3 separate regions of the Homo sapiens genome follow, and regions 1 and 3 are each linked to region 2. The links are chromatin loops, found by intact Hi-C in ENCODE. Cell type or tissue: PC-9. All regions are shown on one strand.

What was found. Peaks named below come from ENCODE experiments on the same cell type or tissue, not always from the same donor. Only the 100,000 strongest peaks of a DNase experiment are listed, where the experiment ranks them.
Region 1: it touches region 2 in a loop (5-fold over the local background); 4 of 110 quality-filtered maps call a loop at or near these places.
Region 3: a loop joins it to region 2, with 5 times the contacts of the local background. A loop is called at or near these places in 2 of 110 quality-filtered maps.

Annotation. Positions count from the first base shown.
Region 1 is chr11:34,240,841-34,248,840 of GRCh38, reverse strand. All of the region lies in intron 1 of ABTB2 (ankyrin repeat and BTB domain containing 2), which reads left to right. Among named protein-coding and RNA genes, the nearest start is that of ABTB2, 110 kb to the left of the region's middle. RefSeq lists enhancers at 4,614-4,773, 4,768-5,439, 5,632-6,831, 7,996-8,000. In PC-9, no CTCF peak of the experiment used is centred here; DNase peaks (open chromatin) are centred at 2,620, 4,990 and 6,600; H3K27ac peaks cover 4,391 bases.
Region 2 is chr11:34,297,917-34,305,916 of GRCh38, reverse strand. The region is part of intron 1 of ABTB2 (ankyrin repeat and BTB domain containing 2); the gene reads left to right. Among named protein-coding and RNA genes, the nearest start is that of ABTB2, 56 kb to the left of the region's middle. In PC-9, no CTCF peak of the experiment used is centred here; a DNase peak (open chromatin) is centred at 3,256; H3K27ac peaks cover 4,910 bases.
Region 3 is chr11:34,190,562-34,198,561 of GRCh38, reverse strand. ABTB2 (ankyrin repeat and BTB domain containing 2) reads left to right here. Exons shown (of 17, transcript NM_145804.3): 3 at 1,024-1,237. Among named protein-coding and RNA genes, the nearest start is that of NAT10, 89 kb to the right of the region's middle. RefSeq lists enhancers at 3,577-4,405, 4,573-5,458 and a silencer at 5,927-6,112. In PC-9, a CTCF peak has its summit at 3,864; DNase peaks (open chromatin) are centred at 3,821 and 5,371; H3K27ac peaks cover 2,001 bases.

The sequences.
Region 1 (8,000 bases), 57 kb after region 2:
CCTTTATGCAGTGTGTGATAGTTTTCCTGTATTTACTAGACATCAGATTGTGACTGCTCCCATAGATTTGGCAGTTGAAATACCCACAACCTCAATGTGTCCTGCTTTGAAAAGTTGTATGTTTGTGTTCACTTATGAAAACCACACTTGTGAACTAATTAACTTGTTTTACGTTCTTAAGGAAGCTGAGGGGAGGGTGTTATGACCACATCAAAGGCCCAAACAGTACCTTTGGTTTTCCTCTGAAGGCAGAATCACCCCTGAAATGGATCAGGCTGTAATCCACTTTACTTTCTGCTTTTTAAATTCCTACTTTCAGTAATAGCCTTCCTGGTTTCTAGGAATGTAGAATGGAAATGAAGTCATAATTAAAGGTAGTAAGGAAGGGTTTTTTTTGTTTGTTTGTTTGTTTGTTTAATAGGAAACTGGTAGTTAACCCTTTAAAAAATGAACAGAGGCCAGGTACAGTGGCTCATACCTAGCACTTTTGGAGGCTGAGATGGGAGGATCACTTGAGGCCAGGAGCTTGAGACCAGCCTGGGCTACAAATGAGATCCCCCACCCTCTACAAAAAAATTAAAAATGTGCTGGGCATGATGGTGCAAGCCTCCCCTAGCTACTGGAGAGGCTAAGGTGGGAGGATCACTTGAGCCCAAAGGCTGCAGTGAGCTATGATTGTGCCATTGCACTCCAGCCTGGGTGACAGGGCAAGACCCTGTTTTTTTTTTTTTTTTTTTTTTTTTTAAGAAAAATTATAGATAAGTAAATTGAATGATTGCTACCTGGTGTTCCCTTTGGGTTTTCCCACAGTGGATCCATAAGCTGAGCAAGGACCTTGCCCACCAGGTGTAGCTATTCTTTCTCCCTGTGCTTGTGTAATACACAGCATATACATGCCTTCTTCCTCGAGTTAAGACATAAATGCCCAACAGATATGTGTCTTTCTCCTTTATGCCTCTGAACCGATTTCCTCATGTACAAAATGGTGCCGATAATTACTTTTCTCATAGAGTTGTTTAAATGTTTTCTCATAGGAGGTTTAAATGAAATGGTACATGTGAAGTGCTTAGCAGAGTATCTGATTTGTAGTCAATGCACAATCTGTATCAGCTATTGCTATAATTGGTGGTGTCATTGGTTTGCTAAGATTTCTTGGCCTGCATTTTGGCCCTGGCTGGGCCTTGACTCCTCAATACATGTACAGATGCTCCTTGACTTAAGATGGGGTTATGTCCAGATAAGCCCATTGTAAATTGAAAATATAAATCAAAATGCACTTAATACACCTAACCTACTGAACGTCATAGCTTAGCCTAGCTTACCTTAAACATGCTCAGAACACTTACATTAGCCTACAATTGGACAAGATCATCTAACCCAAAACCTATGTTATAATAAAGTGTTGAATATCTCATGTAACTTATTGATTACTGAAAGTGAAACACAGAATGGTGGTGTGGGTACTTGAAGTACTGCTGCTACTGAATGTGTATGGCTTTCCCACCACTGTAAAGTCAAACATCATAAGTCAGGGACCAGCTGTCTCCAGCATTCCTCCTTCGCAGCTTTGGGAGGGGGTGGTGCTGGCATGAGAACTAAGCTGAGGAACCTGTAGCGGTGGCTCCACCAGCCAACAGGCCAAGACAGCTGCACACCAGAGGCCTTGGCCCAGCTTAAGAAATGGAACTTCTGGGGGCCAGGTGCAGTGGCTCACGTCTGTAATCCCAGCACTTTGGGAGGCTGAGGTGGGCGGATCACCTGAGGTTGGGAGTTCAAGACCAGCCTGACCAACATGGAGAAACCCCGTCTCTACTAAAAATACAAAATTAGCCGGGCATGTTGGTGCATGCCTGTAATCCCAGCTACTTGGGAGGCTGAGGCAGGAGAATTGCTTGAACCCGGAAGACAGAGGTTGCGGTGAGCCGAGATCATGCCATTGTACTCCAGCCTGGGTGATAAGAGTTAAACTCTGTCTCAAAAAAAAAAAAAAAAAGAAAAAAGAAAAAAAGAAAAGAAATGGAACTTCTGGCAAAAAGTGATTTGTTGAGCATTCTGAGGCTCAATACAAAGAAACTCATTTGTGTAGGTATGAACTTTGGAAAAAACCACCTAAAGAAGTATGTGAGGTTTTCTGTTGTGGTAGGGTTCAAAGCAAGTTGAAATGGCGAAGAGTACAGATATCAAGAAAAAGGTCCAGGGAGACAAGATTTGTCTTTTTTTTTTTTTTTTTTTTTTTTTTGAGATGGAGTTTCACTCTTATTGCCCAGGCTGGAGTGCAATGGTGCGATCTCGGCTCACTGCAACCTCCACCTCCTGGGTTCAAGCGATTCTCCTGCCTAAGCCTCCCAAGTAGCTGGGATTACAGGCATGCACCATTACGCCCAGCTAATTTTGTATTTTTAGTAAAGACAGAGTTTCTCCATGTTGGTCAGGCTGGTCTCGAACTCCCAACCTCAGATGATCCACCTGCCTCGGCCTCCCAAAGTGCTGGGATTACAGGCGTGAGCCACCACACCCAGCCCAAGATTTGTCATTTTAAAACCAAACAAAAAAGCCCTTGTATCGAAGTTTGGATAAGAACCTATCCAACCTTGGCCAATTTTGTTGAACTCTGTGGGTTTAGGAAACCCACAGAATTGCCTGAGGGGATTTTGTTGTTACTTTTTTGTTCAGCAGAAGAGTCTCCCTTTGAATAGAATTGTCTTTTAGGAAGAGAGAAAAGGAATGAGAGGTGTGTCTCCTGGCTGATCCAGCAGGCCCCACGCCCCTCATATCCTTATAGGGGCTTGTGCCAGGCATTGGCCTGAACGTTTTAGAAGCTGGCAGCAAAGCCAGTCCCTGAGTGACAGATATTTGTGGCCCCAGGATGAGGAGGGCCTCTCTCCCCTGCTGGGGCCCATGTGTTTCCGTGGCTGCAGCTTCAAGGCCTGGGTTTATTACTCAGTTTACCATTTAGTCTAGAACAGCACAGTGGCTCCTGATACTTTGGGGACAGCTTTGGATTGGAGCTGGTGAGATGGGCTTTTCACCTCTACTGGTGCTCAGTGTGGAAGCAGCAGCCCACCAAAGAGCTTCCATTTCCCTTCATTGTGAAACACCATGCTTTGGAAGGGACCCCAGGGTACATCAGAGTGTATGAGCCCCAGAAGCAGGCTGTGCCGTGGTCTGGAAGGTGGCAGCCCCGTGAGCCACCCAGACACCAGCTCCTGCTCATCTCATGCCTTCCCTCACCTCATCTGGATCAGAGGAGAAAAGCAAATCCACAAAAATCAACACAACTAGAGATCAATTGCTATGCCAGACCCAGTTAGTCTGGTGAGTGCCGCAGGTGTCTCCACACCTCAGATAATTGAGAATTAGGCCTCAGGACTTGCACAGCCAAGCACTGCCTGAGACTGGTCTGCAGTCGGCTTCCATAGAAAGATGCCGGAAGTGGATACCTGGTCCTGGGTGGTTTGCTGTAGGGGGTGATTTCCTCCATGAGGAAAACCAAAGAATCCAAAGCCCTCTGCCTGCAAGGAAAGTTCAGTGGGGAGGAGGCTGTGCTGGTCCTCAGCTCTCGCCAGGGTGGCAGTGTGGTGGGGTAGGCATATCACAGCAGCCTGGAGAGGAAACGGTGCTGAACCTGAGCCCTTCTGACCTTGGAAGTTTTGGTTTTAATGTATGTGAGACAGAGATGAGGCATGTGTCAGTCAGAGGCTGTTATCAGCCATTATAATAATAGTAGCCAGCATTTATGGAGGACTTGTGTTCCAGATCCTAAGGCAAGTGCTTTATGGAGATTTATTCATTTAGTGTTTAAAACAATCTTTTTCTTTTTTTGAAAATTTTTTGAGACAGGTTCTCACTCTGTCATCCAGACTGGAGTGCACTGGCGTGATCTCTGCTTAATCCAGCCTTGACTTCCCGGGCTCAGGCGATCCATCCACTTCAGCCTCCAGAGTAGCTGGAACCACAGGCACACACTACCAAGCCTGGCTAATTTTTGTATTTTTGGTAGAGACGTGGTTTTGCCATGTAACCCAAGCTGGTCTCGAACTCCTGGGCTCAAGTGATCCACCCTCCTCGGTCTCCCAAAGTGCTGGGATTACAACAATCTTATAAGGGACCCTAGAATCGCAGTTTGATAGATGAGGACATTGAGGCCTAAAGCAGTTAAGCAAAGTGCCCAAAGTCAAACAGCGAGTACATTGGGGGTTGGGAGAGTGAATATTTAGAACAATCCAGGCCAACAACTCTAAGCCCAGCTCTTATTCACCATGGGGAAGAGTAAATGAAATTAAATGAAATGATCTTCATAAAAGGCTTAATGCAGGCAGCAAGTAAGTGCTCGTTCAGTTACAATGAGATATCCCTGTTTTTCTGCGTATTTTATTGTCCTGCATTTTGTGCTAGGGGCCCTGATGTGGATTATTCTAGTCACATGCTAAAAATGTGCAGGGTTTTCAGTCTCTTTGTATTGTGGTGAAACTGCTGCTGATCTGCTTTTCCCACTATCGGTCAGCCTGGGCCTGCTTCCATTTTCACTTTGAGTTTTCAAAGGTCAGGGGAGTCCTGATAGATTGCCTTCTTATCTCCTAAGTGTTTTAGAGTGGTTTATTCATTTAACAACTGAAAGTGATTTTTTTTTTTTTAAAGAAACAATTACCTCCCTTGGTCAGCAGCAACATCTCCAGAGGTCAGCATCCCCCTCCTGGGGAAGGTTTGGCCTGCTGAGTCCAGGCTGGCTGCTAAGGGAACCAAGTCTCTTTTCTATCTCCAGGGCTAGCACAGGGCCTAGCTTGGGACAGGCACTGAAGGAAACAGTGGTTTGTGAATTTCAGCGGGGGGCTGTTTTGCAGTTCTGGACTTCAGAGACAAAGCTTCAAATTCCTATCCTTTCTCCAGACAGGTCCCCTGCTCTTCTAGAGTACTGAGGGATCTTGGCCACAGTCAGGTGGGGCTTTCCCAGACAACTTTTTTATAAGCCTGTGGAATGCCCTCTGCTGAGTCACCACGCTGATACCCAGGGCTGGGGTGTGTCTGCGAAGAACCGTGCTCTAGACATTCAGGGCTTGGTCCTGGGTCTGGGTGGGTGGCTGACCTTAGGTCTAACCATAGGCTTCAAGCTTTTATCTTTCACTGAGTCTGTGCCAAGCACATTCCGTAAATGATCTCATTGACTCTTCAAGAAAGTTAAGAGAATCAATATTGTTGTTCCCATTTTCACAGATAGATAATAAATCTGTAAAATCGCGTAAGACTAGGACATATTTTCTAGGATTATCCTTGCGGATCAAAGGTGATATCAAGTGGGATGTCAGGAGCAAGGGTGCTTGCAGTGTCAGTGATTTCTGTTGTTGGAGGAGGGGCAGGGTTATGGATGAGGAATGTGGGGTTTAGTAGGGTTAAGAGATTTGCCAGAGGCTGGGCGTGGTGGCTCACGCCTGTAATCCCAGCTACTCAAGAGGCTGAGGCAGGAGAATCACTTGAACCCAGGAGGCGGAGTTCAAGTGAGCTAAGATCATGCCACTGCACTCCAGGCTGGGCGACAGAGCGAGACTCCATCTAAAATATATATATATATTTGCCAGAGGTCAACAGGCTAGTCTCTAGTCCTTGTGCAGAAGCAAGATTTGAAATGGGTTGCTTGTTCTCACACGTCTCTTTGCTGGTCAGTGTAGAGATAAAGAACCCTCTCCCCACCTACAGTGTTCTTAAGAAGCCATGGTTATCTTGGGTGTGATGATCTTTGGAAGGTAGAAAGTTCCACTGGCAGGCATTTCCTCCTGGAGTCCTCAGCCTCCTTATCAGGCTCCCAGATTCGGACTGTCAGTGAGGTGGGCAGGGCTGTGGAGGGGAGAGGTCCTGTCACAAGAGACACCCAGCTTCCTCCCAGCTTTGGTTTACCTCAGGCCCGGCCTGAGGTGAAGTCCTCATTAGGTTACCTCCCGCCTAGCTGTGACTGGGTTAAGTTGTTGGACTTCTCTAAGGTTCAGCTCCCTGTTCTGGAAAATGAAGACAAGGACTGTGCCTGTCCTGTAGACTTTGAGGATTAGCTGAGGCAATGCCCGCATGAGCCACTTAGCTTGATGCCACATAAGTGCCCAGGAGACATCATCCTGTGGTGATTAGTTAGATCTGTCATACACCCTTACACCAGGAAGACCCCACCTGGTCATTCTTTTCCCCACAATCCTCTTCTCCCCTAGGATACCAATGCCTCTTCTTCCCTCAGAGTTAATGCAGTTACAACTATTCTAGAACTTTCTGACAGCATTCCTACTCCTTCAGCCACCCCCCTCCATCGCCGGGCAAAAATGCCATGGTCCAGCAGCCACTCAGCTCAGTGGGGTGGTACATACAGGGGCGCGTGACAAGGATGAGGTAAGTGCTGGATCACCAACCTCCCTGCCCCTCCTGTGGCTGCGTGTCAGATACTGTGTGCCAAGCTCCCTTCAGCCACTATCTCATGTAAAGCTCAGACCCCACGATTTCCGGAGTCCTAGAGTAGTCTGGGTGTCCTCGTGGTGGGAACTGGCTGTCCTCCTGGCCCCTTGCTCCCACCCTCCTGCCTTCTTGGTTCAGTGATAAGGCCTTAGATCAGGAGGGTGTGGCTAGGTCTGACTCAGGGGTGACCCAGAGGCACTTCACAGATCTGCGGCAGAAGGCCTCATCACAAGCATGACCGAATCTTGACTTTATTTATAAAAGGCAAAAGCCCACTCTTCTGTGCAGTTGTTGTGGGCCCCAGAAGTGAGGGGAACTCCATAGCACAGTTGAGGTGGGCAGTGGCCATGGAGAGAGATTTCCAACGCAGGGCCCGAGCCATCTCCTCGCAGCTTCTGCATTTTGCTTCTTTCATTTGTTGAAGCAAACAAGGGGCCAGGAGGCTCAATCAATGTGTGGAACTTTCACAGACCCTTCAGAAGAGTCCAGCTGTTCCCAGCAGCTCTTGGGGACTGTGGCCTGTTTCTGACTTAAACTCAGCCTTAGATTCTAAATTCTTGATATGGTTCAGTGATGATGAAGGGGGGAAACATTTACATGTTAGAATGAAAAGGTAACCAATTTTACATTCTATCTAAAGGTGAATACAAGATGGGGATTATCTTGTTAACTTCTGAAGAAAATTGAGATGGGGGTCTCGCCATCTTGCCCAGGCTGGTCTTGATTTCCTGGGCTCAAGCGATCCTCCTGCCTTGGCTTCCCAAAGCGCTGTGATTACAGGCTTGAGCCATCATGGCCAGCTAGTCTTTTAATAATAACAATAAATTATCAGCATTGGAGCTCTGGATGTGGGAAATGCAAAACAGTCCTGCTGGGTCATCATCTCAAACCTGGACTCTTGGGAGAGATACCCTGTGGATCATTACATCTTTTCAATTCCTTCCACTCCTGTTTCCTCACCCCATTTGTGGTACTCAGGCAACAGAGATGTCCTCTGGCTGGAAATCCAGAGGATGAGGTGGGCACCCTTGGACTGTCCCTGGTTAAATGTCACCTCCTCTCCCCACCCCCTTTCCTGGCTCTCTCAACGCACATGGGGATGTTTAATGACATTCTCCTTTTCCCCTCGTTTAGGCCTTGGGAGCAGTGATATTAACTCACTCAGTCCACACAACTTTCCATGGAGATTACTGTAATCTGTTATTCCCGCTGTACAGATGAGGAAACTGAGTCAAAATAAATTATTTGCCCAAAGCCACACAGGAACTGCTAGAGCTGAGACTGGAACTCAAACCATCAGGCTCTCAAATCCTCCTTTTAGCCACCATGCCCTAATGCAACTCGAAACAGAAAAAGGACAGCTTGACTAAAAAGTCTCCCATTTCCTTTCCCCCTTGCCCTAAAAACCCTGTGAACTCAGCCTCTGAAGAGTTCAGCCCTTCTCTCAGGTGTGAGAAGTAATTTGGCAAAAGAGAAAAAAAATTAAAAAGAAGAAAAATAACCTAAAAAGGGGGGAAGGCCAGGTACGGTGGCTCACACCTGTAATCCCAGCACTTTGGGAGGCCAAGGCG
Region 2 (8,000 bases):
TATTAACTTTCTTGAGAATGGCAATGTGATATAGAAGAATGTCTTTTGTCTTAGGTGATACATGTTGAAATAGTGATAGAGGAAGCCATGTGTTTGCAACTTTCAAATTGTTCAGAAAATAAAAGATGTTAACAATTGGTGAGTCTAGGTAAAGGGTATATGAGTATTTATTGCACTATCCTTTCTATTTCTCTAAGTTTGAACATGTTCAGAATGAAGGTTTAGAGGGAGGAAAAAGTAAAATTCTACTCCCTTGTCCTCTCCTGTCTCTCTGAAGGTGGAAATCATCATGAATGAAATATATTAAGATATCAGATCTTTTGCCTCTGGTTCCCTTACTCCACACATTTCCTGTCAAGCTCCAAAGCCACCAGTGGAATGTTTATACAACGTGCAAGATGATTTTCTGCTAGGAAGGCGAAACCTCAATAATCGCCCCGTTGACTGGCTATTTCAGTTTGTTGGGAGGCCCATGTGGTGTTACTGCCCCTCTGGTGATGCTTCATGCATAGTGAATGTTTCAAACTGCAAGATTTTCCTCTTTGAGGAGAGAAGTGTGCCAGGTATCAGAGCGAATGTGTGCATGCGGGAGCAAGCCTGTCCTGTAAAACCATCGCTGTTTACACACTTAGGAAACTAACACTGCCAAGAATGAGCATATGGCATGCACAAGGTCTCTCAGGCATGTGTTGGTGGTTTAGTGTGGAGACCTAGCTTAATGTTTTGATTTAAACCTGGGGATGCAAGAGCCTCTTCTAGATCAAGTGTACTTATGTGGGGTCTTCATTCAGAGCCCATGTTTTCTTTAGCCTGAGATGTGTGCCCTGATGTGGAAGCTGCTTGTCCACATAGAAGCAGACACTGCTCTGAGGAGTATTACCTTGCTTAGGTATTAGGCTTGGATGTCAGCACAAATTGCATGTGGCCAAAATAACTCCTGAAAACACTTTGAGTGGTCCATGAATTACACTGACAGGCACCTGGGAACTGAGACTGGCAGAGGAAACACACATTCACTCTGGGTCTATGCCCTTGGAAGAGAGTGGCAGCCAAAACTCCTACACCATGTCAGCCAGGGCCTCTGTGGCTTTTGGGTGGTGAAGAGCCCTCTGCAGTGGACTGCCCGAGTTTGAATCCTGGCCCCACCACTCTTACCTATATGTCCATGGACAAACTATTTGACTCCTCTTAGTCTCTTTCCCTCCCCTCCCTTCCCCTCCATTTCCCTCCTCTCCTTCTCCTAGTCTTCTCTTTCTTTTCTCATGTGGTTTGTCTCCCCATATTGCCCAGGCTGGTCTCAAACTCCTGGGCTCAAGTGATCCACCTATCTTGGCTTCCTGAAGTGTTGGATTACAGGCGTGAGCCCCTATGCCTAGCCTCTGTGTCTGTTTTCATCTGTGAAATGTGAATGATACTTACCTCATGGGTTATTAGGAAGATTAAATCCATTCATTTGTAGGAAGCACTTGTGACAGTATTGGCACATAATTACTTTAATACAATAACTGCCAGGTGCAATGGCTTACACCTGTAATCCCAGCCCTTAGGGAGGCAGAGGCCGGAGAATAGCTTGAGCTCAGGAGTTCAAGGCCTGCCTGGGCAATATAGTGAGATCCTGTTCTCCATAAAAAGAAAAAATAAAGACAAAAAGAATACAATAATCTTTTATCCACAGAGCATATGTTGGACCTCTGATGGATGCCTGAAACTGCGATAGGACTGAGCTCTAGATATACCATGTTTTTTCCTATACACCAATGGGCAGATAGCATATACAGCATGGACCAGCTGGACAAAGGGATGATTCCGTCCTCAGCACCACAGAGCCGGACTGGGCAATATTTCATCATGCTACTCAGAGCGGCACTCGATTTAAAACTTAGGAATTGTTTATTTCTGTATATTTCCCATTTAATATTTCCAGACCATAGTTGACCTCAGGTAACTGAAACCAGAGAAAGTACCCATAGCTGAGGCCAGGCGTGGTGGCTTACACCTGTAATCCCAGCATTTTTGGAGGCCGAGACGGGTGGATTACCTGAGGTCAGAAGTTCGAGACCAGCCTGGCCAACATGGTGAAATCCCGTCTCTACTAAAAATACAAAAATTAGCTGGGCGAGGAGGCACACATCTGTAATCCCAACTACTCGGGAAGCTGAGGCAGGAAAATTGCTTGATCCCAGGAGACAGAGGCTGCAGTGAGCTGAGATCACGCCACTGCACTCCAGCCTGGCCTACAGAGCGAGACTCTGTCTCAAAAAAAAAAAAAAAAAAAAAAAAGCACCCATAGTTCTTTGTAGATAGGGGGACAGCTGTATAAGCATTTATTACTATTTTTTTTCATTTAAGTTAAATGCATTCAAAGTGTGGCTAACCTATAAAGGGTAAAAAGTGTGCATTAGAATTGGCAGTTAAAGAAAGAAAAATTGGATTTCTTCCTCCTGTGGGTGGAAACCTCTACGTGATGCTGCTCTTGTATTCCTTGCAATTGATTAAGAGTGCCTTAGATGTGGGAAAGCTGTTTCTGATCCTCTTATCAGAGTGTAAAGTAAAACATGCTTGACTGGTTAATAAAAACGGAAGACAGTTAGAAAACATTTGTAGGCTGTGCGATGGAGTGGTCCAGAATTGCAGCCAGTAGTTGGTGGGCTGGCCTGTGGCTGCTCTAGGAAGTGCTCAGCACAGGAAGTGACCTTTATATTTCTTCCTAGCCTTACTGTGGCTCTGTCTCTTGACCAATGAAGTGAGCTGACTACTGCCATCTTCCTAAGTACCATAAATCCAACAGCACCGTGGCAAGTGGGAGATGCTAATTGTGTGGTCTATTTGGTTCCTACCTGAGAAAGTGTTCTGTGGCCTCTGCCTAAAATCAAAGGCCTGAAGACAGGAATGTTGAGAAGGAAAGCCATCAGGAATCAATCTGCCAGAGCCAGGAAATTGGGCTGGAGGTGTCTTATCAGGTCCTTATCTTAACGCTGCCCTCCCAGTGAAGCACCAACTACCCTAGATAGAGGTTCCCATTTATAACTGGGGACTTTGCAGCCCCAGACTCCTGAGTAGCTCCCAATCCCCTGGTGAATCTGGGTAATGAACTAAACTGCTAGGAATGCCCCAGCTTCCCTTCTGACTGGGCCTTTGATTATGTCACCTAAGCCTACTACCCCTCGCAAGCGCTAAAGAGGTTGTGGTCTGGAGGGAGTGAGGCTCCTTAGCCTTAGCTGATCACAGGAACATCTTTTTTTGCTTGCTGCCCTTGAGGTATTTTTTAAAGCCACAAACACTGACTCATTCAAGGGCCACAGCCTCAATGACCAACAAACTGTTGAGAGAAATAGCAGGCCCAGGTCAACCCTTGATTTCAGGTCTTGGCAGTGTTTCTGGCTGCAGCCTGAGCCCCTCTGTGGTCTGGGGAATGAGCAGGCCTTCTCATACCAGAGGCTCAGGGCAAGAATTCCTGCTCTCAAGTTTCCCAAGTAGAGTATTCCTTGATGAATTTGAATCTGACCAGTCATGGATTTCAGATAGGAAGAGGTAAGAGTTTAATTTTAGTAGCAATGCTAGGGAAAGATTAAAATCCTGTCTACATATCATCTGAGAATGGTTAAATAAATCATAGCACTTGGATATGGTGAAATGTATGCAGCCCTCATTAAACATTACATCTTTGAAGGAAATGTAATAGCATAGGAAAATACTCATGAAATATCCAGTTGTGGTGGGGAAGAGGGTGGAGACAAGAAACTGTAGCTGTACTGTGGTCCAGTTCTGTAAAAGCATACACATACGTGAGGTGTAGAAATACACCAAAGTGTTACCTAGTGATTATCTTGGGGGTGTACACACACGTGATTTTTATCTTCTATGTATTTTCTAATATTTGCCAAATGTCATACCCTGACATGTATTATGTTTGTGATGTTTATTTTTTTTGACACAGGGTCTCACTCTGTTGCCCAGGCTAGAGTGCAGTGGCACCATCTTGGCCTCACTGCAGCCTAAACCTCTGGGCACAAGCGATCCTTTTGCTTTAGGCTGGAAAGTAGCTAGGACCACAGGCATACACCACCACACCCAGCTAATTTTTGTATTTTCTGTAGAGATGTAGTTTCATCCAATAATTGCCCAGGCTGGTCTCAAACTCTTGGGCTCAAGCCATCCTCCCGCCTTGGCATCCTAAGGTGTTGGGATTACAGGCATGAGCTGCTGCGTCTGGCCTATATTATGTTTAAATGTTTTATTATGTTAAGCCTCCCGTAGCAAGAGGAAACTGAAGTTTTGAATACTCAAAGGTGGATCCATCTCTGGGTCACAGGCAGAGGGAAATGCTAAAATGTGTTATTCAGAGAACAAAATTCAACAGCATTTATCTATTCTCTTCTTTCAGTGTTGAGGCTAGGCCTTCATGCTTTGTTGGTGGATCTGATTGCCCCAATTTATGTAAGCTCATTGTTTATGCTAGCTTTTTGTTTGGCAGGAAAATTACATATTCATCGATTTAGATTTTTTTAAAATCTTGTTTATAGTCAAGTGATCATTCGAAATATCTAGTTCAAGTACACAGGGCCTTATCTGCTATCCCAGGACCTGAAAACACAATTTTTTTTTAAATTCATTTAATGGCAAGATGATGTTCTTTGAAAAACACTAACTACGGGAAAGAAGGAAGCACTGTTTAGAAGCATGTGGGCAGCTCCCTTCTCTGACTTCCTTCCTAACTGCAAGTGACCCAGGTGGACCAAGATGCTGTCAGAGGCCTTCAAGGCTGAAATTCCATTTTCTCTAACAGCTTTGGGGCTGGAAGGCTAACCAGCCACAGAAATATCTGGCAATCGGACAGAGAGACATGAGACCACAAAGATGTTGATAAAGCTTCTTATCCTCTGCTTCCCCCAGCCTCCTCATTAATGGCAAAGATTAAAGACAATTATATCTACCCACGGGAACTAGATGGATCCTCCTCTGCCCTCCACACCAGCCCCCCAGTAAATTGGGTGGATGGATGTATAAGTAAGGTTAACCCAACTGGAAAGTAGTTTATGATTCACTTTCATTTCATGAAAAACAAATCCAAAATGCAGAGCAAAGGAAGGAAAACAAAAGGGGAAGCATTTACAGTCCTTAGTGGGTTGCTCCAACCTAAAACCCCTTCTCATTGGTTATCTTTATTGCGTACCAAGACTTCGAGCACCTCCCCCACCCCCCAGTTTTCTTTTTTTAAAAGAACAGAAGATGAAAACGCTATGAGATGTATGAGCTCTGATTATGCCCAATTACATTTGGCAAGCCTAAGACAAAAATTAATGGGACCAGATTATTCTTCTGTGTGAGATGTAGTATTGCCCAGCCTAACTATTTTAGCTCTTGCCATGCTGTAGATCGTCAAACAAATTAATAACATGCTAATGGGTGCCTTTCAGGCTTCTCGTTTATATTAATGAGTTCCACTCCATCCGATAACCAGTGATTTATAGCACTGGAACTTGCAGCCTGGCTCTATAGATTGTCTTTTGTCACTCTTTCTGGGGTGGAGCAGCCAGCCTAACAAGCTAAATGGTAGGGTTTTGTAATTGAATTCTAAAATGTGAAACGCCTGATGCAAGAACATTTCATTCTGATCATGGCTTTGGAAATTGAAAGGCCTTCAGTACGTCTCCCACTACCCAACGCTGAATGCAGTCTGATTTGGGTTTCCACAACTTGTGAAGCAAGGGTGTGACAAGATTCTTAATGGAGGGTATTCATGCTGAGCTAGCATGGCAGTTAGATTCAGCGGGCTGTAAAATAGCTCCTCTAAAGAAAACAATATATTCTTAAGAGCCATAAAAGAGAACCCTTCCTCACCTTGAAGGTATTCCCACCCCTCATCTTCCCCCCACCAAGCGTAGGAGGCAGAGAGCTCTGACTCTGTGCCAGGCACTGTGCTAACTACTTTATTCTTGACTCATTCAGTCCTCTGTGTGCCTTTATGAAGGAGGCAGCAGTGTTATTCCCATTTTACGGAGATGAAACTGGAGCACAAAGAGGTGAAGTAGCTGACCCATTCTGAGAGCTGCTAAGTGGTGGAGCAAGGCTGCCAGCCCAGGCAACACTCTGCTCCTTTCCGGCTCACCCGCTGCTTCTGGCTTTGTAGCCCTCTTATTTCTAATGTAAGAGGAGTGCAGATTGGGAGCCCCAGATGAGCAAACTCCAAATGCCTTGGCTATGAGGGCCCCGAGAGTAGTTGCTGTCAGTTGAGCCTGGGAAAAGAAAAGCCAGTTAGCAAATGAAAAAATCCGTCCTCCTGAAGGTTTCAGTGAGGGTTCATGTGCTGGTTTAAAATGTCCCATCAGGAGTGGTGGGCTGGCAGGCTCCTAATGGAGCAGGATGGGCCGAGCTGCCACCTCCAGCAGCCTGCAGCCTCCTTGGGCTTTGCAAACAACTGCCTTCATTGTTTTCTGGGAGGAGTATACTACCGTGGCTTTCCAAACACGCAGCTCCTCCAAATAAGGGAACCTGATACCCTTGGAGATCTTGGCTTAAACATCAGAGGAACGTCTTGCTTAAATGATTATTTTTTTAAAAAAAACCATCAATTTGGATTTCATTTTCTTTGGTCCATGACCATCGTGTATAGCCGTGTCCTAGAAATGATCCGAAGACAGCTTATTTTTCATAAGCAACAGTCTGGAAATTTAATTGATATGCCATTCCTGCCCCCCAGTCCAAACCCCTGCCCAGTCTATCCTTTTTACCTACTTTGACTTTGATTCTTTTAGTTCTTCCTATTTTACAATCACCAGCCATTCCAGAAAAACATCTGCTAAAAAGATCCGTTCCCTGTAGTGGGAATTAAGTACATATTTTAACTTCAGACAATTTTACTTAATGTTTTCTACATTGCATGGAGCAGAGGATTAATGCAGACGTCCCTGAAAAGCTCCTATGCAACCTTAAGCTGTGTCTTCAATCATTCAAACTGTTCAAGGGCTGGAATTTGAAAGAGGGTGAGGAAGTACCAAGAATGAAATTAGATAAGGGATCTTTATTAATTTAAACATCTATGCAGGCCCAGTTGTTCATAGGAAACACTGAACTCTTTTGCTTTTGTGTCCCCAAGCCCACCAGTTTTTTATGAGAAGATCACAAATAAAATGACTTTTAAAAGTAATGGGTTTAGGCTGGGTGCTGTTGCTCACACCTATAATCCTAGCACTTTGGGAGGCCGAGGCAGGCAGATCACTCGAGGCCGGGAGTTTGAGACCAGCCTGGCCAACATGGCAAAACCCCATCTCTACCAAAATACAAAAATTAGCCGGGCATGGTGTTCTGCGCCTGTAGTTCCAGCTACTGGGAAGGCTGAGGCACAAGAATCGTTTGAACCCAAGAGGTGGAGCTTGTAGTGAGCCGAGATCATGCCACTGCACACCAGCCTGGGCAACAGAGCGAGACTCTGTCCCAAAATAATTTTTTTTTTAATTTTTTTAAATTTAAAAGAAAAAAAGTAATTGGTTTAAAAAAAAAAAAAGAAACAAGATCATTCCTCACCCCTACCCCAGGTTTCTTTCTATAACTTTTTTGCATTTTGAAATTAGAAATTAAGGCCTTAGTTTTATGCTAAGGCTATGCCATGAATGATTGAGTCTGGTTGGTAATTGGCAATGAAATGTGGATATGTATTCTGTGGTGTGTATTGGAGTAGTTGATAGCCAAGAGTCCTGGGTCTGGTTCCATTTCATACTCACCAAGTGAGATCTTGGGCAAGTCAGTTTGGTTTCTCTGAGTGTCTTAGTCTGTTTATGCTGTTATAACAAAACACCTGAGACTGGGTAATTTATTTAAAAAAAAAAAAAAACAGACATTTATTTCTCACATTTCAGGAGGCTAGGAAGTCCAGGATCAAGGTGCCAGCTTGTTCAGTTGTCAAGTGAGGTCTGCACCCTCCAGAAGGGAATTACAGTGTTTGTATATGGTAGAAGGCAGAAAGTCAGGATAGCCCAATGTCCCTGGGAAGCCTCTTTTAT
Region 3 (8,000 bases), 110 kb after region 2:
CTGGTTAACTCAACCTGTGGGCTCTGAGGTGTCCCTGTGGCCAGGAGAATGAATATATGGGGTCAGGAAATGTTTATCAGATAAGCCTCAAGTTTTTGTTTTTTTTTGTTGTTGTTGTTTGTTTGTTTTTTTGAGACAAAGTCTCACTGTCACCAGTCACCCAGACTGGAGTGTGGTGGCACGATCTCTGCTCACTGCCACCTCCGCCTCCCAGGTTAAAGCGATTCTCCTGCCTCAGCGTCCCGAGTAGCTGGGACTACAGGCGCCTGCCACTATCCCTGACTATTTTTTGTATTTTAAGTAGAGACAGGGTTTCACCATGTTGGCCAGGCTGGTCTCAAACTCCTGGCCTAAAGTGATCCACCTGCCTCGGCCTCCCCAAGGGCTTGGGATTACAGCGTGAGCCACTGTGCCCAGCCATAAGCCTCAAGTTCTTCATCTGTAAAATGGGAATAATACCCCCTAGCACTGTAAGGATCAAATTAAATCATATTTCTGGGGAATTGCATACTTTGTACATAGTGAGTCCTCAACAGGTGATGATGGTGGTGTTGGTGGTTGTAATTGGTGCTGAGACAGAGGGACCTTCTCCGCTGAAATACTTTGGGTTTTGTACAAGACAGTGCAGGGGAGAATTGCCACAGAGCCTGGCCCTGGCTGGTAGAGGCTGGGAAGAGAGACCCAGAGAGATTCCCTTGGTCAAAGATCTGGGGAGAGGCCCATGAGGGTGGTGGAGAGAGTGGGGATGTCAAAAAAGAAACCAAATTACCCTAAGTTCTGGAGGAGACAGGCCCTGCCAAGTATTTAATTCAGCAAGAGTGAAATGAAAGGGAAACGAAATTGCTATTGTGCATCTAGGTGACAGTTTCCACCTCCGCCTGTTGGCTGCAGGGCAAACAGTAATTATGCACTAAGGCAAGGGAGCTTCAGCCAGGAACATCCTTGGAAGAATGCAGGCTGTGAACTCAGACTTTGTCTTCTTTTTTTCTCTTCCTCCCCTCTGCCCTCCCCGCCCCCCACCAGGTGACTTGGTCTCCCGTGCCATGCACCACATGCAGGGGCGTCACCCCCTGTGCCCGGGTGCCAGCCCTGCCCGCCAGGCCCGCCAGCCGCCACAGCCCATCACTTGGTCCCCCGACGCCCTCCACACGCTCTACTACTTTCTGCGGTGTCCACAGATGGAGTCCATGGAGAACCCCAACCTGGACCCCCCGAGAATGACCTTGAACAATGAACGGTAGGGATCTTCCTTGGGCTGAGCACCTGGTGGGACGTGCTCCCAAACGTGCATTGACCGACTGACTGACACTGACTGACGACTGACCAACAGGGCGAGGAAGGGGCCCTGGAACTGTGCTATGCCTGTGAGGAGGTGGCCCAGGAATTCCGATGGATGAAGGCCTGCACTGGTGTGCAGTGGGATTTTTTTTTCCTCTGAGCTGATGCAGCATGGGGCCACTGAGGCTCAGAACGTGTGCTTCTGCCTCTGTGCCCAGTCTGGCATGAGCTCACTGGGCTCTCTGAAATTCAGCTGCCTTGTTATAAAATGAGATAGTCACACCCACCTAGAAAGGTTAGTGCTCTGAGTAAAAGCATGTAGGATGGGGGCTAGGTGGGAACTGGCCCTTGGCCAGTGGTAGCTGTCACCTCTTTTCATGGGTTTATCCCATTCAAAAGTGATCAAATGATCATTGCTGCCGTCATTGTTATGAGGGGTCCTGGGTGTGTTTTGCCCCATCCATTCATTTAACACAGGAGACTATCCTGGCCCTGGCAGCTCTCTGATCTCCAGCAGGTTAGTGGTTGAATAGCCCCTGGACCCAAGCCTGTGGGCTTCTAGTCAGGTACTTTCACTAGAGGGTCCCAACACTTTCCTAGCTGGGAGCAAGGCTGCAAAGAACAGATGTGCAGGTTGTATACTGCACAACAGAACCCAATGAGGGGCATGAGTAGGGGATGCACGTGGGGCCATGTCAGCCTGAGGACAGGATACCTTTTCTTTTTTTTTTAGACGGAGTCTTGCTCTATTGCCCAGGCTGGAGTGCAATGGCACAATCTTGGCTCACTGCAAGCTCCACCTCCAAGGTTCACGCCATTCTCCTGCCTCAGCCTCCCGAGTAGCTGGGACTACAGGTGCCCGCCACCACGCCTGGCTAATTTTTTTGTATTTTTAGTAGAGACGGGGTTGCACTGTGTTAGCAAGGATGGTCTCGATCTCCTGATCTCGTGATCCACGCGCCTTGGCCTCCCAAAGTGCTGGGATTACAGGCGTGAGCCACCGCGCCCGGTCTTAGGATACCTTTTCTAATGGGTTTTCTCTGAGGGCTGCCTTTTGAAATTTTCTACCTGGAAAATATAATATTTTTTTTATAACTCGTACCAAACATTGTATATGCTGGCATGAGCCTCACATGGAGGCCACTGCTTGGCCACTTAAGGTAAGGTCTGTCCATGGGCTCAAGAGTTGTGGGTTTGAGGGTCCAGGAAGTGGGAAAGGCTTGCACTCAGTTTAGGAAGCCCCATCCACACACATTTCACCACTCAGTGAAGCCCAGGAAAGGCAGAGCCCACGGGCCTCAGTGCCCCACCTGGAGGGAGACGATCTGAGACCTCAATATTGGAAGTCCCAGGGGCTCTGCAGTCCCCTTGCCTGGCTGTCCGCTGTCTTTGGGGGGCATTGAGTCTCATCAGCTCTGTGATCCACAGCTGGCTCCACAGCCAGGTCTGCTTCCTCAGTGCCCCAGAAAACAAAGGCACTAAGGTGGATTTACTGAGTGTTTACTATGTGCTAGGCACTGTGCTGAGCAGTTTGCAGGCGGATGCTCAGTTAATTCACACACTACCAAGAAAGAGGTGTTCTTCAGAGCCCCATTTACAGATGAGTAAGTGGAGGCTTGGAGAGACTAACTGGCCCCACGACACAGGCTCATAACCACTACACTGTACCTCCTGTCACTAAGAGGAATATAAAACAGCAGTGGCCCAGTACACGCATAGTAGGGTCCCAGTAAATGGTACCATTGCTGTTATCAGTACTAGTATCCTTATGTCATCATTGTTTTACTTCTCTGGGAGTTGGAGGGCAAATGCAAGTCTGAGGAGGGCCACCCTGGGCCTGACACAGCAAGAAGGCTGCAGGTGGAGCCCTGGGCATCCTGAAAGACACCTTTGGCGGGAGCTGGGGCCAAAGCATAGGCCCTAAGCCCCAGCTGTTCCTGCTTTGTGGAAAAGTGTTGTGGTTGAAGGAGTCAGCTGGGAAGGAAAAAGAGCAGGGAAGATATCTGGGAGGAAGAGGCAGGAGGCTTGCTTGCTGTTTGGTAAGGTGCTGGGCTGAGGCCGGGTCATTCACACAAAGGTGACTGGGAGGACAGGCGCCTTCTTCAGGCCTGTTGCCCTGGCTGCTGGGCCCTCAGGCTGTCATGGCTATAGGCCCAGGGGCAGTCATTCCTCTGCTGGCACTTTCTCCCGCCCCCACTCCCCCCCCCCGCCGGGCATCTTTGTCATGTCCTGTGGCTTTCCCCCAGGAGGGTTCCCAGCCCCCTGTACTCTAATACACAGCATCAGGGTTTCTTCATGATCTGAGTTGCACAGCCCTATGTGGTTATAATAGCTGAGCTTGCATGGTAGTAGACACACGTGCATGTGTTTACGTAGCCATTTATTTAAAAACCGCACTATCTGTAGCACAAATAATTTGGTAGCAAAGATATTTTTCCATGAATCATTTCAAATGAATATCAGACACATGGGGAATTGGAACCCCCATTAGGAAAAAAAAAAAAAAACCAAATTTTTAAGTTATGACACAGAAAGGAGGACAACCCTAAAAATACCTGAGGGAGCCAACAGCCCGACGGCGCCCTGGTGGCCTGGCTCCTGTCGCTGAGCAGATCTGCTGCCCTCTGGCTCACTGACAGGGAAGGCCCTGGAGGCTGTGGGGATCCTTCCTGGGAGCGCTGAGCTTACAGCATTACTGCAGGCTGGGCTGGGCCAATGTCCCATCAAGGCCCCAGCACCCTGATACCCTCACCAGAGCTCTGGGGAAAACCTCTCCTGATGCAAATAGTAGCTGGAGTTTGCTAGGGTTCCAGAGTGGCAGAGCTTTGCTTTTGTGAGTTTGGGGATGTGCGACGTCTGTCTCTTGCTCCACTTCATCCTCCTGAAGCCCCGTCCTCTGTCCCACCTGGAAGCATGGCGGACTGAGTTCACCCAGCCAGAATTGGACGGAGCCCCTGATTTCAATGTGACCGTGGTTGTCTGGCTGTAGAGACTGTCTGTTTGGGGATTGGTGGCTCTCTGGGTTTGTTTGGGATTAAGTGACCTCCTCTACTGCCTTGCACACATGGGAGAGGGAGCTCAGTTTGGTGATATGGGTTTGGCAGCATGACATCATTGATGGAACCACTCAAGTCTGTCCTCATATTTCTGCTTTAAAGAAAGGTACCCTGATTCCTTCAATTAGGGGCTATGTGTGACCACATCCATGGCGACAAAGGGAAGGGACGTGTGTTCATCTCTTTTGTGTGGAGCTCACTGTGGCATTCCCTGCTAAGCCACCTGCTGCTTCTGCAGTGTTTGGTGGGGACTTCACATCTTTCCGTAAGGGGCCTTCTCCCCAGAGCTCTCTGCTCTGGTTTGGGAGAAGAGACAGTGGGAGGAGGGAGGGGCAGAAGCAGCAGGAACTCAGAGTGGTGAGCGGGCAGCCTTGCAGGGAATGAGAAGCCTCTAACCTCCTTTCATCTACTCCTGCAGTGAGCCTGGTGCATCAAGAAACAGTACAGGCTTTGGGGCAGAGGCCTGGGCTCAGAGGGCCCTTCCATGCCTTAGGCTCCTCACCTGTAAAATGGGGCTAAGTAATTCTATCCGGTAGGACAAAGTCAGATAACATACGCCCTTCTTTTAAAGCCCATTTCTACCTACTTCTAGGCCCAAAGAACTTCAGCAAGTTTGGTGCTATCATTACCTCCGTTTCACAAGTGAGTACAGGAGGCCGCGGGGTACCTGGCTGATAAGTGGCGAGGCCAGGATTCAAACCTGAGGTCTCTCTCACCTCAAGGCCTTTGCCTTTCCCTGTGCCAGGCTGTGGCTTTCCCAGCTGGCTGCTGAGACCTGATCCTACAGCACTGAGGCATGCTGGGTGGGCCCTGGCCTTTGGGGCCACCTTCTCTGGGGCCATTCCAGCCCCACCCCCTCACTATCCTGGGAAAGCTCTGCAGCTGGAGCCTCCCTGCACCCTTCCAGGGTGCCTTTCTCACTGGCAGCTTTGCATCCCAGGCACCAGCCAGGCACAAGGCAGAGTCTAAAACACAGAATTAGTCACAGCTGCTGCCCTGCAGGGTGTGTCATCACCGGAGATCAAGCTTAGAAAGTGAAAGAGCCTCTTGTCAGGGATCCAGGTTGCCCAGGGAGATCGGGAGCCTCCTTCCTCTGAGGTCTGGAGGAGAAAGGACAACCATCTGGTTAGATGTGGCCCTTGCTGGTTGTGCCTGGGGGCAGAGGGATGGGCTAGCTGGAACAGAATCTTTGGCAGAGGATATACCTCCTCAGCCATCACCCTTCTGGGGAATGAGAGGTCTGGGGCAGTAAGGATAAAGACTACGCAGACACGTAGGAAGGCAAGAGGGCCGCCCGCTTGCCAGCAAATTGCTGGAAGGCAGCGTCATCAAGTAGAGGAGACAGAGGGAGACATGCAGTCAGAGGTGCAGAGGGCCTGAGGTCGACAGGAGGTGACCATTTCTCCACATCAGAACCTGGGCTGCTGGAGGGTTTGGGGTCCCCCAGGCACCCTTCCAGACTGCATCTACTGTGAGCAGCAGCAAAGAAGCCAGACCCTTGAGGAGTGGCCAGGCAGAGAGAGTGGGAATGGCAGAGGGCCACTGGTCCACAGAGCGGTCCGCTTGCTAAGCCTCAGATCCTGGCCTCTTGCCTCGTTCTCCCCAGCCCTGCACAGCACGTCTCCGCCTCTGTGGAGGGTGGCACACTCAGAAGGCTTGGAGCCTGCTGGTATCCAGGACATGAAAACAGGAGGAGTGTGGAACCCTTCCCAGAGTTCTGATTGGGGGTCGGGCCTAGAAACCTCTGGTGTCATGACTTCGTAGCCAGCCAGAATAGCCCCATCTGAGGAGGGCCCTGCTATTCAAAGGCGTGCATTTGAGATCTACCTTGCCACTTTTTATAACCTTCAACCAGTCATTTAACCTCTTCAAGGCTCTTAATCATCTGTAAGGTATGCGGACCCAATGAGTTAACATATTTGGGGGGTTTTCTTGGAAACAGGGTCTTGCTCTGTCTCCCAGGCTGGAGTGCAGTGGCACAATCTCAGCTCACTGCCTCTTTGACATCCTGGGCTCATGCAATCCTCCCACCTCAGCCCCCCCAGTAGCTGGGACCACAGATGTGCCCCACCACACCTGGCTAACTTTTAAAAAATTTTTGTAGAAATGGGGTCCCACCATGTTGCCCAGGTTGGTCTCAAAATCCTGGGCTCAAGGGACCCTCCTGCCTTGGCCTCCCAAAGTGCTGGGATTATAGCCATGAGCCACTGCACCTGCTCACTACATACTTTTAGAACAGGGCCTAGGACACACTGAGTATCTGTTCTTATGATTATCAGCACGATGGTTTGTATCAGGCAGGGGAGCAGCATATACAGAGTCCAAGTGGCTAGAGGCAGCAAGGCACCCCAGAGAGACCGGCGATGGGGAGGAGCAGAGCAAGGGAACACGGGCACTGTTGTGCAGGATGGAGCACAGAAGTGGGCGGACCTTGTTGGCCAAGACACACAGGGCTGAGCTTGTGGCTGAGAAGGTCCTGCCCCCATTGGTGCAGCTATTTGTGATTGGCTGGGTTTTATTTGTCCTTCTTCCCACACTTCCCTTCTTGGGGCCTGAACCCTTCTAAGAATAAGGGCAGCAGAGGGTCCAGGAAGCCCCTCCCATGCTGCTTGTCTTGATGCTCCTATAAAGGTCTGCCCTGGAGAAGTCTGATATGTAGTTCTGCACCCCCAGACAGGTTCAGGAGAGACGAGACCAGGGTGCTGATGTTATACTAATCTTGTTCTCCAACTCACATAGAGCTCTTTTTGCTAGGGCTAGCAGGACCTGCTCAGAGGTTGAAGCTCTTGTCCAGGTGAGATCCTGGTAGACGATAAATGTGTGTCTGGCCCAGCTCTTGGCTTCCCTGTTCCGTATCAGGCTAGACAGAATTTCAAAGAGCTGGAGCCAGCGAACGTGTCAGTGCTCTGGGTTCCAGCCACTTTGTTGGAAACGCACACCTGGGGCTTTTTTTCTCTTTAAGAGACTGGCTCACTCTGTCACCCAGGCTGGAATGCAGTGGTGCAATCATGGTTCACTGCAGCCTTGAACTCCTGGGTGCAAGTGATCCTCCCACCTCAGCCTCCCAAGTAGCTGGGACTATAGGTGCATGCCACCATTTCACCTGGGGCTTCTGATGGTGACCAAGGGGAGGAGGGTGCCATAAGCCTCTTGGGTCATCCCAGAGGTGTTATCTCATCTACCTTCTAGGAGTATGACCATGTCAACTCATCTTCCTGGGCCTCAGTTTCCTCATCAGTAAAATGGTGAAGATAGTAGTATGGCTTCTACGGTTAAATGAGATAATACAGTAAAGCACTTAGCTAAATGCTAGGCACATAAAAAGTGCTCATTAAATGGTGTCTCCTCCTCATTATAATGGCCATAAACAACATTTAGATGGCATGTTTGACACTCAGAGCAGGCTCTCTTTATTGAGGTAGCATGACATTTCCTAAAATGTGATTCTCAAGTGATATCTGGGTCAGTAATACTACTACTACTACAGTTATTAATACTACTACTGATGATATTACTACTAATTAACCACTACCACTATGACTAATAATAATACAATTACTAAGATTACTGCTACTACCAGCATTACCACTACTGCTAGTTATAGCGAGCGTTATAGAGCACACATTCACAGACAGATACTGTCTTAAGTGCTTGACTTACTCCTGT